2 separate regions of the Mus musculus genome follow, and region 2 is linked to region 1. The links are chromatin loops, found by intact Hi-C in ENCODE. Cell type or tissue: left cerebral cortex. All regions are shown on one strand. Links, peaks and the distances in the headings refer to the core of each region. The heading gives the core; the rest is flanking DNA. Region 1 overlaps Gm31406 (a long non-coding RNA gene). Region 2 overlaps Syt14 (synaptotagmin XIV).

What was found. Peaks named below come from ENCODE experiments on the same cell type or tissue, not always from the same donor. Only the 100,000 strongest peaks of a DNase experiment are listed, where the experiment ranks them.
Region 2: a loop joins it to region 1, with 2.4 times the contacts of the local background. A loop is called at or near these places in 3 of 42 quality-filtered maps.

The regions. Positions count from the first base shown.
Region 1 is chr1:193,080,013-193,088,344 of GRCm38, forward strand. The region is part of intron 3 of Gm31406 (a long non-coding RNA gene); the gene reads right to left. All of the region lies in intron 2 of Gm39747 (a long non-coding RNA gene), which reads left to right. Among named protein-coding and RNA genes, the nearest start is that of Gm31406, 11 kb to the right of the region's middle. In left cerebral cortex, for the core only: a CTCF peak has its summit at 4,235 (motif pointing left); DNase peaks (open chromatin) are centred at 2,767, 3,048, 3,411, 4,123 and 5 more places; H3K27ac peaks cover 2,724 bases.
Region 2 is chr1:193,000,966-193,009,297 of GRCm38, forward strand. The region is part of intron 2 of Syt14 (synaptotagmin XIV); the gene reads right to left. Among named protein-coding and RNA genes, the nearest start is that of Syt14, 31 kb to the right of the region's middle. In left cerebral cortex, for the core only: a CTCF peak has its summit at 119 (motif pointing right); DNase peaks (open chromatin) are centred at 122, 3,205, 3,831 and 7,320; H3K27ac peaks cover 311 bases.

The DNA.
Region 1 (8,332 bases), core at 99-8,098:
TAAAATACTGCAGTTAGAAACATACAAGTCCTGTCTAGGGAAAGAGTCATCTGGCAAAATGTTTTTTAAACAGTATTAAGTATTATTATGTAAAACAAAATAAAGGAATGAGGGTCCCCAAGGTATCCCCACAGCCACTTGTAGAAAGTATTAGACTCCTCTTTATCACACTTAGGAAGATAAGTCACAGCCCGGCAATTCCTGGTGCTAACGCCTTGAGCACTGACTTCCCAGAGAAAGGCTGGCTTGTCAGGACTTAGGGAAGAGAGGACCTCAAGCAGAACTACACTTCCTGTTCCTAATGTGGCCGGGTGTGCCTGGAGATAACTTAATATGCCTGGATTAGCTTCCACTTTGCATTTAGCATGTTTCTTCATTTGTAATCATTAGATGTTTCCTCTTCATTCATTAATTAATGCATCCGTCCCTCCAAATCCCCAGAACCCAAAGTACAGCCTGAAGCCAACAAAGACACAGCCTGAGTGTGAGCAGAATGTGGGGACACAAGAGTCCTGGGGTGCATCTGGAACACCTAGGGTTCAGAGGAGCACACGTGGCCCAGCACGGTGTGCAGCTAGAACTTCACTAGTAAGATGGTCAACCTGCCAAGACAGATTTCTGTAAGAATTAACTTGATAACATGCATAAGATATTTTTTATAAAATTGGAATAAGCAAGAACCATTGGAGGCATCCCCATCACCCTTCCCCCCACCACTCCCCAAGACAGGATCTCATGTAGCCCAGGCTAGCCTCGAATTTACTATGTAACCAAGGATGACTTTAAACTTCTGATCCTCCTGCCTCTACTTTCCTAGTGCTGGGCTTCCTGATGTATGCCAGTGCCAAGTCCCGTTTATTCAGTGCTGGAGACTGAACCAAGGTCTTATGCATGCTAGGCAAGAAGTCTACAACTTCCCATCCTCCATCCTCCTACTTTCTCCACTGCAAACAGCGGCATTCCAGTGGCCGTTACCTTCAAAGGCTTCGACTGCTTTTATATACTCAACAACAGTGTGAGCAACCTAGCTCATCTCTGAAAACAACGGTTGATTTCATACCTGACCAAGAAGCAGGACACATCTTACTTGTCTATTAATGCAGGGATTCCTTCCTGTTGTCTTGTTAATCCTTCCTTGTTATCTCTGTGAACTTGACACAGTCTAGAGTCATTTGAGAAGGAAGCCTCAACTGAGGAACTGCCTGTATGTGACTGCCCATTGTGGGTAGCATCATTCCAGGGCAGGCGGCCCTGAGCTATGTAAGAAAGTTAGCCAAACAGGAGCCCAGGGAACCGGCCAGCAAGCCGAGTTCCTCTGCTTCCTGCTTATCCATTTGTCATCACAGACAGCCTGAGAAGTGCTAAGTTAACATGTGCAAAGCACTTAAAACAGCACTCAGTGCTTAATAAACATTAGCTAATAAGAATAATAACAGCACTAATTTCCAATAAAATCAACTTTCTGTCCCAAAGACATGTCCCTGAGATCTGTCTTCTATGCCATTTTAAGTTCGTCTTCAATTCTATTAAATCCTTTTACCACAGTATGAGTTATTAAGGAAAGTGCTGCTTGTGTCTGCCACCCATCAGTCAGATATCCTGAGATGCTGAATAACCTAACAGCCCGTCTGCCTCTGGTCTCAGGTGGATTATAGTCGGCATACTACACAGCTTTTCTGGCTGGGATTCTGCCCTAGAAGGTGGCCCATGTTTCTGCAAGTCCCAACTGCTGAGGGCCAGTCTCCCCCGACCTCAACATGCACACAAACACCTTGTGGTTGGTGGGCACTGCTTCCTCAACCCTGGCCTTCTCACGCCCCTCCCGGGAGAGGCCCAGCAGCTCTTGGCAGCCCAGGTATTCTTGGATCACTCTAGCCTTCCTCGGTGTCCCTCGCTGAGGAAGCAGAAGCCTGTGTGTCAAGTGCAGGAAACTCCTATGTGACAGAAATACAACAACGGAGACAGCGGAATCTCTCTCTGATCTTGCTGATTCCCTGTATGCTTTCATTTCACAAACAGATGAAAGAGACGACAGAATAAAACAGGAAAATCAACCCCATGCAAGAGGCCCCGAGCATCTGTCTGCCTACCTCCCTCTGACCTACTCCCTGCAACCTATTTTCTCTTCCCCCTCTTGAAGCAAGAACATTAGACTCCGGTACCACTGTCTTCTGAGGTGCCAGTGGTTTGAAGGTGGAAGGCAAGCAGGTCTTGCGTCTAGCTGTCACTATGCCCTCTGACTTCAGTGTCTTGTGGCTACTGTGATGCCCTCAGCAAAACTCACAGCCACATGGGTTGGGTTTAGCAATCGGACGGAGACCCAGTTGGGATCCAGGAGGCCAGCCTGACCTTCCAAGCCAGGTCCCAGACTGGAACAGTATTACACCAGCCTTCCCCAGAGCTCCTGGAAAGGCAGGCCCCACAGCTCACACCACTCCTCCTTATTCTGCTCCCAGGGAGGCCTCTCACCCACTTAATCATTCACATCATTAAAAAACTCTCTCTGCCCCAGAGGAAAGGGACTAGATTTCTTTGTTAAAATCTCATTAAAGTCCGCTTCAGCCTGTAATAATTTCCTAATAGATGGCAGTGCTATTCGGCTAAGATTGGGTTTTCTTTCATTTATTCTCGGGTCTCATAATTGTCTTATCTCCAAGGCATTTTGGTTGTCAGTGAAGTGTGACAGATGTTTCAGCCTGTGAGTTGCTAGCTGAGCTGAGCGTTTTATAATATCCGAGGAAGATGGTTCGTGCTCTGGCCTGCTTCCCTCCTCTTCTTTTGAAACTGCTTCCTATTCAGGTGTGTTGGGGGTGGGGGTAATTCCCCGGTACTCCTCTAGCTGGTGGTTTTCCTTAAGCCTCCCTGCCAAAGATCTCTCCTCTGGTTGCACCTGCACGAACCCCAAAGGCAAACAATTTAAATCAAAACAAAAGTGTTTTCTGAATGTGTACCCAAGTGGCAGCAATTATAGCCTTTTCAGAGACACGCAACAGTCTGTCTAGACTAGAGTATCAGGTTTGGGTGGAAATCCATAATATCACAGAGGTGTCCCCGGAGTGTGAACCACAGCCCACAGAAACGGGCCCTGGAAGTGATTTGTGGACTCCTGGGTTCCAGCTGGATGCAGAAGCACCTTTGGATTTAAGCCTAAGCAAGGGAGTACTTTGCCCCACTCAATAAAACGGAAAGCTTAGTAAGGCGGGAAGGAATGGTTGGTTATGTGTCCTCATTTGCCAGCTGCAATCGATCCGTTTCATCCACCAATCAAAATACGCAGATACTGAATTGCCCAGGTCACCTCTGCAACAGCCATGGGACAAAAACCTCCCTGATTTGACAGGAAAAAAAAAAAAAGGCAGTTCTGTAGATACTGTGCTATTAATAACATTTATACTCAAGCTGACTAACCACTCACTCAGTGTTGGTAATGTTTAAGACCTAAAATCTTACTTGGGTGCGATGGTGAGGCAGAAGGATAGGAAGCTTGGGCTACAAAGCAAAAACAAATCTCAGAAAATAAAACCCAACTGAAAGGCTGTAAGATCTTGTATTAATTCCTCTGTGTGTGTGTGCCCGTGTTTAGGCCAGATGCTGATGTCAAGCATCTTTCTTAATTATTCTTTATTTATTTATTTAGATTTATTTTATGTGTGTGAGTATACCGAGAACAGGGCATCAGATCCCATTTACAGATGGTTGTGAGCCACCGTGTGGTTGCTGGGAATTGAACTCAGGACCTCTGGAAGAGCAGTCAGTGCTCTTAACCACTGAGTCATCTCTCCAGCCCTATTTTCTACCTTATTTTTTGAGGGAAGGCCTCTCACTGACACCTGGGACTAGCTAATCATGGCAGCCTGACTGGCTAATGAGCCCCAACATATCCTTTCCCTCTCCCCTGTCCCTCCTCCTCAGTACTGGATTATAGGAGCAAGCCACCATGCCTGTTTTTAATGTGGTGCTGGGGATTTAACTCCAGTACTCGCCAAACATGGCAAGCACTCTGCAGATAAACTATGTGTGCTTTACTGATGAGCCATCTCCTCAGCCAGCCCCATATTCTGGCTTTTAAAATGAGTACCTTTTGGAGCCAGAGAGATGGGTCAGTGGTTAAGAGCACTTACTGCTCTTGCAAAAGTCCCATATTTGGTTCCCAGTATCCACATCAAGGTGTTCACAGACACCTATAACTCCAATTTCAGGGACTCTGGTGCCCTCTTTTGGCCTGTGCAGAAACCAGCATACATACAGATACCCACACATGCATACATAAATAAAATGAAAAGAAACTACCAAAGACAAGGTGCTAGAGAGATAGTTCAGCATTTAAGACTACTTGCTGCTCTCGCAAAGGCCCTGGGTTTGTTTCCCAACATCTGTATGGCAACTTACAATCATCTATAACTCCAGTTACAGGGGGCACAACACACTCTCCCGGCCTTCATAGGCACCTAGCATGCACATGGGGCACATACACATACATCCAGGTATAACGTTTGCATATACAGATGGAAAGTGAAGACACTAAAGGCTTACGATCTAACAACGGAAGCTGGCAGTGCCAACTCCAAGGGCTACCTCTCATTTAGTAAACTCTTGTGTTAGGTTAGCTTAAGAAAAGGAGAGCACACCTCTGGCGTGCCAGACTATCATGACAGTCCTCTCACTGGGAAGGGAGTTGAAGTGTTCTACCATTGCCACTGTGGTGCTGCCTCAGCGGTTACTGGGAGACAAGCTGTTTGCAGATGGTGACTTAACAGCACCGGCCAGTGAATGACAGAGAGCCATGCCAAAGGCAAATCATAGGAGGACGAAGAGATGTTCTGGCTGGGGCTGGGAGGTGGGCAGCTTCACCAGAGAAAAGGTTGGGCACTCAACAGACAGATACATCCTGATCCCTTCCCAGGATAAGCTAAGAAGACTGGATTGTGTGCTGAGGACAAAGGGTACCCACTCTCGTTGTGAATCGGGAGGGCGATAATCACATCTATATTTTGGGAACTCCCTGAGAGCATTTCTGTTGCTAAAACAGAATGTGCAGAGCTGGATCATTTATAAAGCAAAGAAGTTAAGGTGGGGGAGATGGCTCAGTGGGTAAAAAACCTACTGTACAAAGACAAGATCCTGAGTTTGAGCTCCCAGCACGTGTGTGGCAGTGATATCTGTAATCCTAGAACCGGGATTGGGAGACAGGAAGATCCTGGGGGGTTACTGTCCAGCCAGTAAAGCCTGATTGGCAAGCCTCAGGTTCAGCGAAAAGTCCCATTTCAAGCAATATGTTAATAAGCAAAGTAGATTACAATAGAAAGACCACCTAACATTGGGCCTCTGTACATAGACACGGGGTGCCTGTACTCACAGATGCACAAAGACTGCGCACACATGCATTTTTAAGAGGAAAAGGGCATGTTGGCGTTCCCTGACTATGATAAACTACTTTCTGCTCACAGCTTTAGAAGGCTCAGTCTGTGGTAGGACTTTGGGCAGAAGAACATCTCCAGGTTGTGTGGGAGGGGTGGTGATGGTAAGAACACACCACTTCCTTTGTGTTGGCCTGGAAGCAAAGAGGAAGGAGAGGGCTTGGGTCCCAATAGGCCCATCAAAGGCATATCCCCAGTGACTTAACTTCCTCCCAGCAGGTCCTTCCTACCTCTTACGTGGTCAGTCTCCAACAGAAGCCCCTGTAGGCCCATGGTTCTGGAGAGTGGAAGTCCCAGAGCTTGGCTTTGGCATCTGCCTTGCCTCTGGCGAGTATTGGCAACCAGAAGAACTGAGTCAAACTATGCTCACCATGTAATCTAATTATATCTTTATACCCTGTGGGGAAGGAGGCAGCTATATTTGTCTTCTAGGAGAGCAAAGAAGGAGAGCAGCTGCTAATCTATCAGAAGGTAGCAAGAGGACAGACAGGCTCGGGAGGGTTCTGGGGCTGGGGCATGTTTGTCTGGTTTTGTTGCTTTTTGTTTGTTTCCTTAATGAAGTTCAGACTGCGTAATCCTGATAGCTCGCAAACTGACTGTCCTGCTTTAGTCTCTCGAGGGTGAGATTACAGGTATAATTGTAGATGTTTAGTAGGCAGAGAGAATGTCTGTGAGGGGCAAGGAAGGCAAGCAGGTCCCCAGAAGGGAATCTGGGAAATGGTAGAAAGGAGTCAGGAGCCAAGATCAGGGCTGAGAGAAGCTGTGCCTTAATAAAGACCATGATTTCTGTCTTCCAGTGCACAACGACAGTCTGGCAAGGCCCAGAAAGACTGACAGCTACAGACTGAGAGAGGGCCAAGGAGGTGTGGCTGGGGGATAGAGCTGAGTGGAAGAGTGCTTGCCCAGTACTCTCAGTTCAACCCCCGACACTGGTAAAACAGGCAAACTGATTTCAGATCTGCTGCTGCTTCTTAGGAAAGTTCTGGAAGCTCTTCTGCACTGCCTTGCATGTACTCTCTTTCCCTAATACCAAAACCTTTCCAAAAAGTCTCCAGACCCTGCAACTGACAGCAGTTCCTGGCGACACCATTTACTGTGTGATGCCCAAAGGTTGATATGACACCTCTCAGTGGAAAGAGCCACATCCCAAGCCAAGGAATGAGCCTGGTGATCCTTGTCATAGTGGAGCAGCTGAGTGGCTTCTGGCCCAGGGAGTTAGAAGTGTGATCTTGCTCTTCTTGTAACAGGCAATTACAGTCTGTCCTATGGCACCAACTGACACACTGAGAGAGACAACATGTGCATGCTGCGTCCCCTGCCTCATCTCCACTAGCCCACTGCTGCTGTCCCCATCCAGAAAGGTTAACTTTCATAAGGGGATTTCATAAGGTAGGTCACTGGCATCCACTGAGCCTGTGCGGGTTTCAGCTTTTCCAGTAAACACTCCTGGTCTTTGGTATATAAACCCTGAGAGCTCTCTAGGCTGCCTGAGTGGAAAATTTTAACAAGCTGTTCCTTCAGCTGCAGAGCCACACAAGATGTGATTTTCTTAACGTGAGTGTTTCCACAGAAGCTAATAGATGGCCATTACCCAGCTCTGGACACAGCCTATTACTTAGTTTGTTCTCATCAGCACTAGCAAAAGGTCCATTTGCAACATCAGCCAACAGCTGGATTTATTATGTCCAGTTCCATGAATAAGCAGATGGACTGTTGCTGGCACAGACTCCAGGACTGCTAGCTGAGCAGCTGGTGCTGCCTCTGCCCTCCACGGCTCCTCTTAGCAAACATCCCCCACTCAAGGCCACCACTTGCTGTTCATAGGCAACATGCAGCCGACCCATGATGCCTCATTATTTCTGAGACAGGGAGACGACAACAGGAGGAGCCAGCCCAGGTTTAGGCTGAGGGAGACAGTGTGAAGCGGAAACATGAGACTTGACTTAGCTCTACTTGCTCTCAGGCACCACTGCAGGGCTGAGAACTAGGTCAGCAGATGCGGCCAGCTACACGCGCTGCTCAGACTCTCATACCAGAGGAGCAGAAGCATCCCCACACTTTTAGGCCAGCTGGGATCCCAGAAACCGGAAAAAGAGACTACAAAGCCACGCCCCTACAGACTCTGAATAGGTACAGAGAGGGCTCCTTAGCTAGAGGAGTGATAACTCTGGAGAAGGTGCCTTTAGCTCCTTTTCAGGCCTCCATAGCCTCCAGTGGAGCAGAAGGAGCCTGTGGACACACAGGAGCTTCCTTGGCAATGCCCTCATTTGGTTTAAGACAGGTCTCACTCTGCAGCCCAGGCTGACCTAAGAATGACGATGTAGATCAGGCTGACTTTCACCTCGGAGATCTACCTACCTCTGCCTTCTGAATCCTGAATTAAAGGCATGTGCCATCATGGCTGGCTGTATTGGTCATTTATTTTGTTGCAATGGTAAGATACCTAAGGAATGCAACTTCAGGGTTTATTTTGTTGCAGTTTTAGAGTGGAGTCCACTGTGGTGGGGATGTCTTGGTAGCAGGAACTTGAGGTGGCTGGTCTCAGGACTCTGCAGTCTGGAAGCAGATGATGCTCAGCTCAGTCTCCATCTTATGCAATCTAGAACCACATAGCCCAGAGAACGGGGCCATCGCCCACACTTAGGCTGGGTCTTTCCACCTCAGCTAGTCTAATAGATAACCCTTCACAGACTTTTGCGGAGGTTTGTTTCTCTGGCAATCCTAATCTCATCAAATTGACAGTCAAGATTAGCCATTTTATCTGCTAGATGTGGTGGCCCACACTGTAGCAGTGAATTGGTTAATTCTCTTTGGCTCCCTGACACAGGCACGCATGCACACCAGCTAATTTTGATAAGCATTGACTAGCTCTTTGGTTGGGCACTTCTTTATTTTTTTATTTTTTATTACATATT
Region 2 (8,332 bases), core at 79-8,078, 79 kb before region 1:
ATTAAAGTGAAACATAAGCAAACCTCCATGTTTAATAAAAACTGCACTTCAGACATTCAGAACAACAGATTTTGCAAAGCAATATGCAGAACACTGAACAGTCTTCACCTTAGCCATTAGATGGCACCATGCATCTTCTAGTCAATGGGACTCTACTAATATCCCCACATGCTTAGAATAGAGTAAAAGATATAGTATGTTTAACCTTTAAGTAAATATATTATACATCTTTCATCATTGTGAATTTGTTTTAAAGATAATACAAGCAACTATGTTTCTATTATAATTTTTAGAATGTTAAAACTTATGCAGACTAAAGGTAATGTCACATGTCCAGCAGATGGCTTTCCTAAGGTAAACCTGGGGCAAAGCTTCCTGTGTGAACACATTCATTACTAATAAACCTACAAGAACTTCTAATTTTTAATTCTCTGGTTTCTCTGTCCTTTCTCCTTACCTAAATTTCATCCAATTGTCTTCTCTAATGTAGGACTCTCATTTTCTGGGTATTTTCCAGTCTCTATTCTAAAAGCTCTGCTCCAGAAGACCCCATTCTGGTCATTCCTTTCTCTAGGTCCAATTAAGAGTCTCAAAGATCAGATGCATCCCGGTACCCAATAATGCTGTAACATCAGAGGAAATACATGAAACAGCACCACCTAGGACACTGAACAGAGGAAATGAGGGCAATGATCACTCAACGGAGATAACAGTATGCTGCAATTCCAAAAGCGTCTTGTCTGGAGAGAAGACAGTACTGTAGTGCACAGAGTGGAGTGACCTGGAAGCACATTGACTTTTCTGAGCTGAAGAGATAAGAGAGTATGACACTCAAAGGAGGCTGAAGCACATATATCTGAGAATGGCCAGAAAAAAAGTTCTGCACATCATTGGGTGTTGCCAATAAGCCCAGCTCTTAGGAGGCTGATGCAGGATAACCACACTAATCTAGTCTAGCCAGCCTAAACCACTTAGTCTCAAAAACAGGCTGAGGCTATAGCTCAGTTGGTAATGTGCTTATCCTGAGTTCCAGCCTGATATTAATTGGAAATGGTGACTCATGCCTGTAATCCCAGAAGTAAGGAGATGAGGCAAGAGGACCAGAAGTTCAGGATCATGCATAGTGAGTTCAAGACCAGCCTGAGACACATGAAGCCCTGTCTCAAAAAAAGCAAACCAAAAAGAATAACCAAACCACCAACAACAACAATTACAAGGGGGTGGAGATTCAGCTCGGTAGTTAAAAGCAAGGACCCGCGCTCAGTTCACCGCATCCATTCTAATTATGCAGCGTACACTGCCTGTAACTCTAACTCCACTGGACCCAACACCATCTTCTAGATACCATGTATATACACATACTTTATATATTCACACAGACAAATGGGCATAAATAAAAATAAGTTTAAAAAGGAAACACAAAGCTATCTAGATGTGTGCACTGAGTAACAGATAATATATAGTACAGTGCTTCTTAGCACATACTATATAAAGAAACAGGAACCGGCTGGGAAAACAATTGCTTAAGTAGAGGAAAAGAGCTACTAACCAAATCTAGCACACAAGAAACAGTGACTACAGCAATGATTCAGAGTCTTAAGCAATCTCTCGCTCTTCTGATTAGTGTCTGAAAGCAGATTGCCTCAGAAAGTTAGGTTGTGTTAGTAAACATCTCATCGATGTGGCAAATTATCTGAAATAATCAACTAAAAGAAAGACAGGTCTACTCCGGCTCATAGTTTCAAAAGTCTCAGTCCATGGTCATGGTTGCCTGAGCATACTGCTACAAGCCTGCAGTGGCAAACACAGCTGGCCAGAATACATAGCAGAGGAGCCATGCTCACCTATGGCAGCTACGGATCAAAAAACAGACTCAGGTAGGGGTCAAAGTCTCACTATCTCCGTTACAGGCATGTTTGCAAGGATCTAACTTTTTCCCACTAGGCTCAATCCACAGAACCATAGGCTGGGGAATAAGCCTTTAATATGGGAGTTCTTGGAGGACAATTCTAATAAAATTATAGCAGACTATATTCAGATTTCATTTCCCATGGTTTCACGTAACTATGATTAGCAGCCTGTAGCATCAAACAACAATTTCAAGAAGTAAACAATTTCTAGGTTTCAATGGTACAGCACTGTAAGCAGCAGGATGAAGTTCAGTGTCACCGTCTGTAATGTCAGTCACCTCTCTTCAGTCAGAAACAACCCACAAAGAAGCACATATATACTGGTTTTTCAAAGGAATCTCAGTGTAGTCGGGGTAGCCTTTTTCAACAGTGAATGAAATCATCACTAACCATAGGCAAGAAAGTGAACTGTACTCCATGCACAAAAATTACTCAAAATAAATATCAAGATGAACTTTATGCATGCAAAAATAATAGGATTTTAAATCTTCATTCATTATAGCAATGAAATACATAACACATAATGGGAATAACAAAAATGTGTAAAGCTGTGGAGTGCTATCAGCACACACAGAAAACAAAAAAACTAACATGTTCTGAATGAAAAAGCAATACACTTAGAAATTCAACTACTTTTACCAAGATCCTCTCAGAACCAGGGAAGGGGACATAAACTGCACAAGAAGATGCTTGGCAAGATTATTTCAAAGGTCATCTGGGAAAATGGGCAGCCAGAAAGATATCAGCCCTAAGACCCAGAAGATTTACAGTATAAATGGGGAGCAAAGGCTATTCTGTAACTCTTCATTTTTCATTCTGACAGAAGCTAAGCTTCTGCACAGAGAGACTGTAAAGTTACGGCACACTTACACACTGCACTTACTGGCTCAGGAGGCTTACACTAATCACTGTCTCAAAAATTTATCATTTCTTTCCAATAAAAGCCAGGAATCGTGCTGCATGCTTATAATCCCCATACTGGGAAAGCAGAGACATGAAGGTCATAACTGAGGCCAGTCTGGCCCACAGAGTATGACCTCCAAAACCCAAAACACACAAAATACCTCACAGACAGATAACAACAGTTGGCTACACATGGAATCAGTTCTGTAAGGACTCAGAAATCCAATCTTGTTCAATACACTGGCAGGGACAGACCCTGAACCTCAGCCAGAGGAGGAGTTTGTCTGGTGAAGGATCAGTTTGTCAGAGTAGGCCAGGCAGATTTTGTTCTAGCAACAAAGTGTGGACCTGCTCCTTTTCAAAGCATGTTACAAAGCAGTGCACAGCAGATGGATGATGCAGATGGGTTGGAAAAGCTCAAGCAGGCTTCCAGGTTCTAAAGCTGGTCTACAGTTTCATTCCCCCGAACGCCTAGTGTCAAACACACAAAACTCACAACCTTTAGAGAAGGACAGAAGGGAAGGAAAAAAATGGTCCTTTCTGACAATAGTACTTCAGAGAGAGCAGAATGGGGTTGGGGAGCTGTGCAGTCACCAGCACCTTCCCTTCCCATTGTACTTTTACCTATGACTACTGCCTAGCCTGCACCCCACCTCGCCTGTCAGTGCTGGAAGAACCTGCAGCAGAGTCAATGGGTATTAGAAACAACAGTCACTGCAGGAGACTCTTTCTCTCTCTAGACTCACAACAGAAGTTCAAGGAACTGAGAATGAGAATCCATGCTCCTACTTTCTGTGAAACTGCAGATGAAAATGTCATTTTAATAATAGTAGCAAAAGCTTATTCTTTGCTAACATCACATCTCTATAAATTCACAACCTAATCAAAGTTCCTTGAACCAGGGTTTAAAAAAAAAAAAAAAAGGAAAGAAAGGGCTTAAAATACATTCCAACAGCTGGGCATGGTGGCACACACTCCCGGCACTTGAGAAGCAGGTGGAGCTCTGTGAGTTAGAAATCAACCTGCTCTATGTAGTGAGTGCCAAGTCTGCCAGGGCTACCTAGTGAGACTCTATCTTACAAAAATTCTTTTGACATTTTAATAGAACAGTTAGAAAAACCTGGTAGTCATTCCATATCTGTTATTTTTCCTTTTAGAAGTCATCAAGACACATTGACACAAAGATATTGGCCCTAAGGCTCGGAAATTTCAAAAACAGTATAAATAGGTAAAATGTTGTACTAAATTCTAGACTTTGCATTTTGACAGAAAGTCAAGCTTCTTCACAGAGACAGTGTGAAAATGTGGCATATTTACACACTCAACTCAGGAGCTTACAATATTGACTTTCTTGAAACTATGTCATTGCTTTCCAAGAAAACATTCAAAATCCTCTTCTTGCTGCTTTGGATTTTAGCACATTTCACGGTAACTACCACTTTCTATGCCATAGATACCAACACCAGCCCTCCAAGCCACTGTGATCATTAGGCAGTCCTGATCTTTGTCCCTCACTCTGGCACTATTATTCTCCTAACTGAAAAGACTTAGCTCTATAAATGTCCACCCACAAGAGACTGCCTCAAGTTTCCATGCTTAAGTAAAATTCTCACCTCAGCTTCGAACACAGCTGAAACTACTATGAGTACTATTACTTTTGAATATTTTTTAAAGTAAACATGTTCTTTATTACATACTGTTTAGCCCCAAAAAGGAAAGGAGGATATAAGCAGTCTTTGCTATTCTGTGAGATCTTCTGTCTTCCACCCTTCTCCACCCCTTTTCTTCCATGCTTTTAACCCCCTAACACTAGATAAGAGGGAAAACAGGGGTAGAGAGGAAAGGGAAGAGACCCCTGAATAAAGTCAGGGGTCAGAAAGGGATCCGTGTTATTGTTAGACCACTTCCTGCTGATTAGAGCATTGAGCTCTTTGGGGCAAGTTTAGTCTTCACTGTCAGGATATCTAATTTCCTCCTCCTCCTCCTCCTCCTCCTCCTCCTCCTCCTCCTCCTCCCCTTCCTCCTCGTTTCTTCTTTGTTCCAGAGTACTTTACAAACCAAGACCAACAACAACCAACAACTCACCCTGCCTCCCAAGGCCCTGTATATATCCTCTGAAAACTCCCCAAAATTCCAAACATCATACAATCTCAGAAACTATCTGCAGCTGGCAAAACTGCACCTTTGCTAGAGCACAAGGCAAATCATAGTCAGCTGCTGTGGACAACATGAAGCAGTCCCATGTCAGCACACCTGGGAATAAAACAGAAGAACATTCTTAAAATATTTTTGTGTTTTTTAAAGGAACCAAAATTCCAAAATTGTTACTACAAGAGGATAATAGAATAAAGCCATTTTTACATAATTTTGGTATAACTTAAGAACATATTCTAAGACCCAAATGGATGCCTATAGGCACAGACAACATACCCAAACTTGTATATACTGTGTTCTTTCATACACATGCACAGTAAGAGACTAGCAGTACATAGCAGTAAACACAACTATAACACACTACAATAAGCCTGCAACAGGGTTCTCTTGAACACTGTGGCCATTATTGAGTAAAATAGGACAGATACTGTAAAACTGACCACAATCTGGGATCCAAACTTCTGACTGCCCAGCAAACAGCATGGACACCCTGTATGTGATGGCTTTTCTTGGTTGTCAACTTGAATACATGTGGAATGAACTACAATCCGAAAGAGAGAGCACACCTGTGAGATTTTTGCTTGTTTTGAAGTGGATGAATCCACTTCTATTCTGGACTTTTGAGGTAGGAAGGCACAGCTTTGATCTAGATCTTGAGGTGTAGAAATACAAGCCTTTAATCTGGATCTTGAAACAGGAAGACACACCTTTAATTTGGGCCACACCTTCTGCTGGAAGTCTATAAAAGGACATGTAAGATGGAAGCTTTTGCTCTTTGCCTGCTTGCTCTCACCTTGCTAGCACAACTATCCCTTCACTGGCATTTGAGCCTACTTTGAGATTCCAGCATCTACTAAAAACCAGCTTGAGAAATGCAGCCTTGTGGACTGAACAAATTCTGAAATCTTTAACATTCCATTCATAGCCAGCCACGGTTGCATTAGCTCGATGAAGAAGAAGGAGGAGGAGGGAGAGGAGGAGGAGGAGGAGGAGAACGATGATGACTACAACAACGACTCTAGATAACCCTGACTAATGCACATTTGGTACCAGAAGTTGTTCTAGAGCAACAGAAGTATAAGCATAAATCTTTTAAGTATCAAGAATAGGCTTTCCAATTCACTAATACCTACAGATACTGAAACCTCTCCAGTTACTGAAGCCTTTCCTGGAAGCTCTGAAAAGCCCATGGTATGAACTATTTTACTATTTACATATATTAAGTATATTTAATTATTTACTATTTAAGATATTTTATATATTAGAAGATAAATGCTTTTATTATCCAGTTGTGGGTGGTAACAGAGTTGGTAACTCTGTATATAAAACTTTTCACAGTTCATGGAAAAGTAAGTAAAAAGACGATGCTAGTTGTTTGCTTATTGCTTCTCTGAATAGATTGACAAAGAAAAGGAATAAGCCCTGTGATAAAATTAACCAACTCTTAGCATCTCAGAATATGGTGAAGAACAACAATAAACTTAGTGATAAAATTAACTGGCTTTTGATGCACACAAACAGTCTAAAGGTTTCTAAATATGCCCTAGAAGAGAATCTTCTCTCCAGCAGCCACAGGGCTCAAGTTGCAGGGGAATCAAACTGAAGCCCTCATTATACGGTTGGCTAAATTACAGAGAAAATTCAAGTCCCTGTCTGAGAGGGTGTGAGTGGTTAAAGTGAGGACATTAATTGGTAAAGAATGAGATCCTGCACACTGGGATGCAGGAAAACACCTGAAGTCCTTCCTCAAGCTAATGGAGCATCACTAGCATCTCACACTGAACCAACGGGAAGCCTCCACCGGATCCCATCCCTAGATCCCACCCTACTCCTCAGAGTTTACAAAGATCCTATCCACATGGAATAACGTGCACATGCTAGTTCACTGAGAAGCATCTGAGAGTGGCTGTTTTACTGAGCTGTAACACTTTGGGAAGAGTTTTCTCTCCTGAAGTATTCATCGCTGGACCTTAAGCCTGCCTCGCAGACCAGGCTCACGCCCCTGCTGCCCCTGCTGCTACTGCCACAGCCTCTGCCCACCTGCTGCCCATTGCAGCTGTCCGAGGTCACCTCTGCTGTTGGCATTAGTGCTGCCATAGCAGGGGGCAAGACCTGGGACCCTGGCCTACCTGCCCTGTACAGACTTCCCTTCTGAGAGTTGTACCACTTTGGCCATTTTGTTGTCTGATAAACCAGCAGTGACCTTCTCTAAAGGAAATGCCAGACAAACAATACTAATGTTCCTCAGAACCCAACAAGCTGCCTCTAGACTTATAACCAGAGTTAAGACAAAGCTGGCTCCTAGAGGGGAGGTAGAAATGTAGTTCATGAGGAGGTGTGCTACACTCCTGAAGAGCTTAATGAGTTTGCTAATTTATTCAAGCAGAAGTCTGGGGATGTGTGGGAAAGAATTTTAAAATTATGGGATAATGGTGCAACATAAAACTGGATCAGGCTAAGTGTATTGTTATGAGATTCTAGATTTAATATGGAAGCTCACAAAGTTAAAAACAAAACAAAACAAAACAAAACGGTGTAAAAGTTTGTTTGAATAGTGGTTGAAGCCAACAATCATGCCTAAATAGAGGTGACTGAGAAGGCATGACATATTACTACTCTTACTGATGAACAATTTGTAATTCTCTTATAAATACATTTATTAATTGTTCATTTCCAAAATTTGCCATTTAATATTCTTATAATGGAAACTGAAGAAACTGAAAATAAAGGAAGATTACAGTGTTTTACATTAAATGTTGATCATATGGTGGAAGGTATTCACTGCATTGAATAGAATGTGAATACAGAGGTTGACTTCTTTGGCAATACCCAAAGATTAATGATCAGATTTTTCTCATACTTGATGTCATTTGTTCAGAGATCAATATGAGGTTTCATATAAGCATACACTATTACTTACATGACTTATTGAAGAGGGTTAGAAGATCATGTTACCAACTTACTTCTCATACATTCAAACTTGTGGCTCTCACATTACTGGTGAATAACAGAAACAATCAGTATAAACTTTCTGGGCCTAGTGTACCCAGACTACATGCAGCTCATGCCAGCAGTCTGCATGTCCTTAACCTTCCTCATAAGAATGGTAACAATAAGAATAATGTACTAGAATGCTTGAATTTGCAGTTTTCCCCCATAGGCACATGTTGCAAGTGATTGCTCTTTAGCATGTAGCGCTTGCTACTGAAAGCTGTGTAGCTTTGGGGAAGTGAGCTTGGGTCACAGCAGTGGGTGACAGTGGACCCATCATCCACACCCACTAATCTATTGCTGTATGAACAAGCTGCTGCCGAGTGTTCCCACCAGCACAGACTAAGCAGTTTTGCTTTGCCTTCTCTAACATG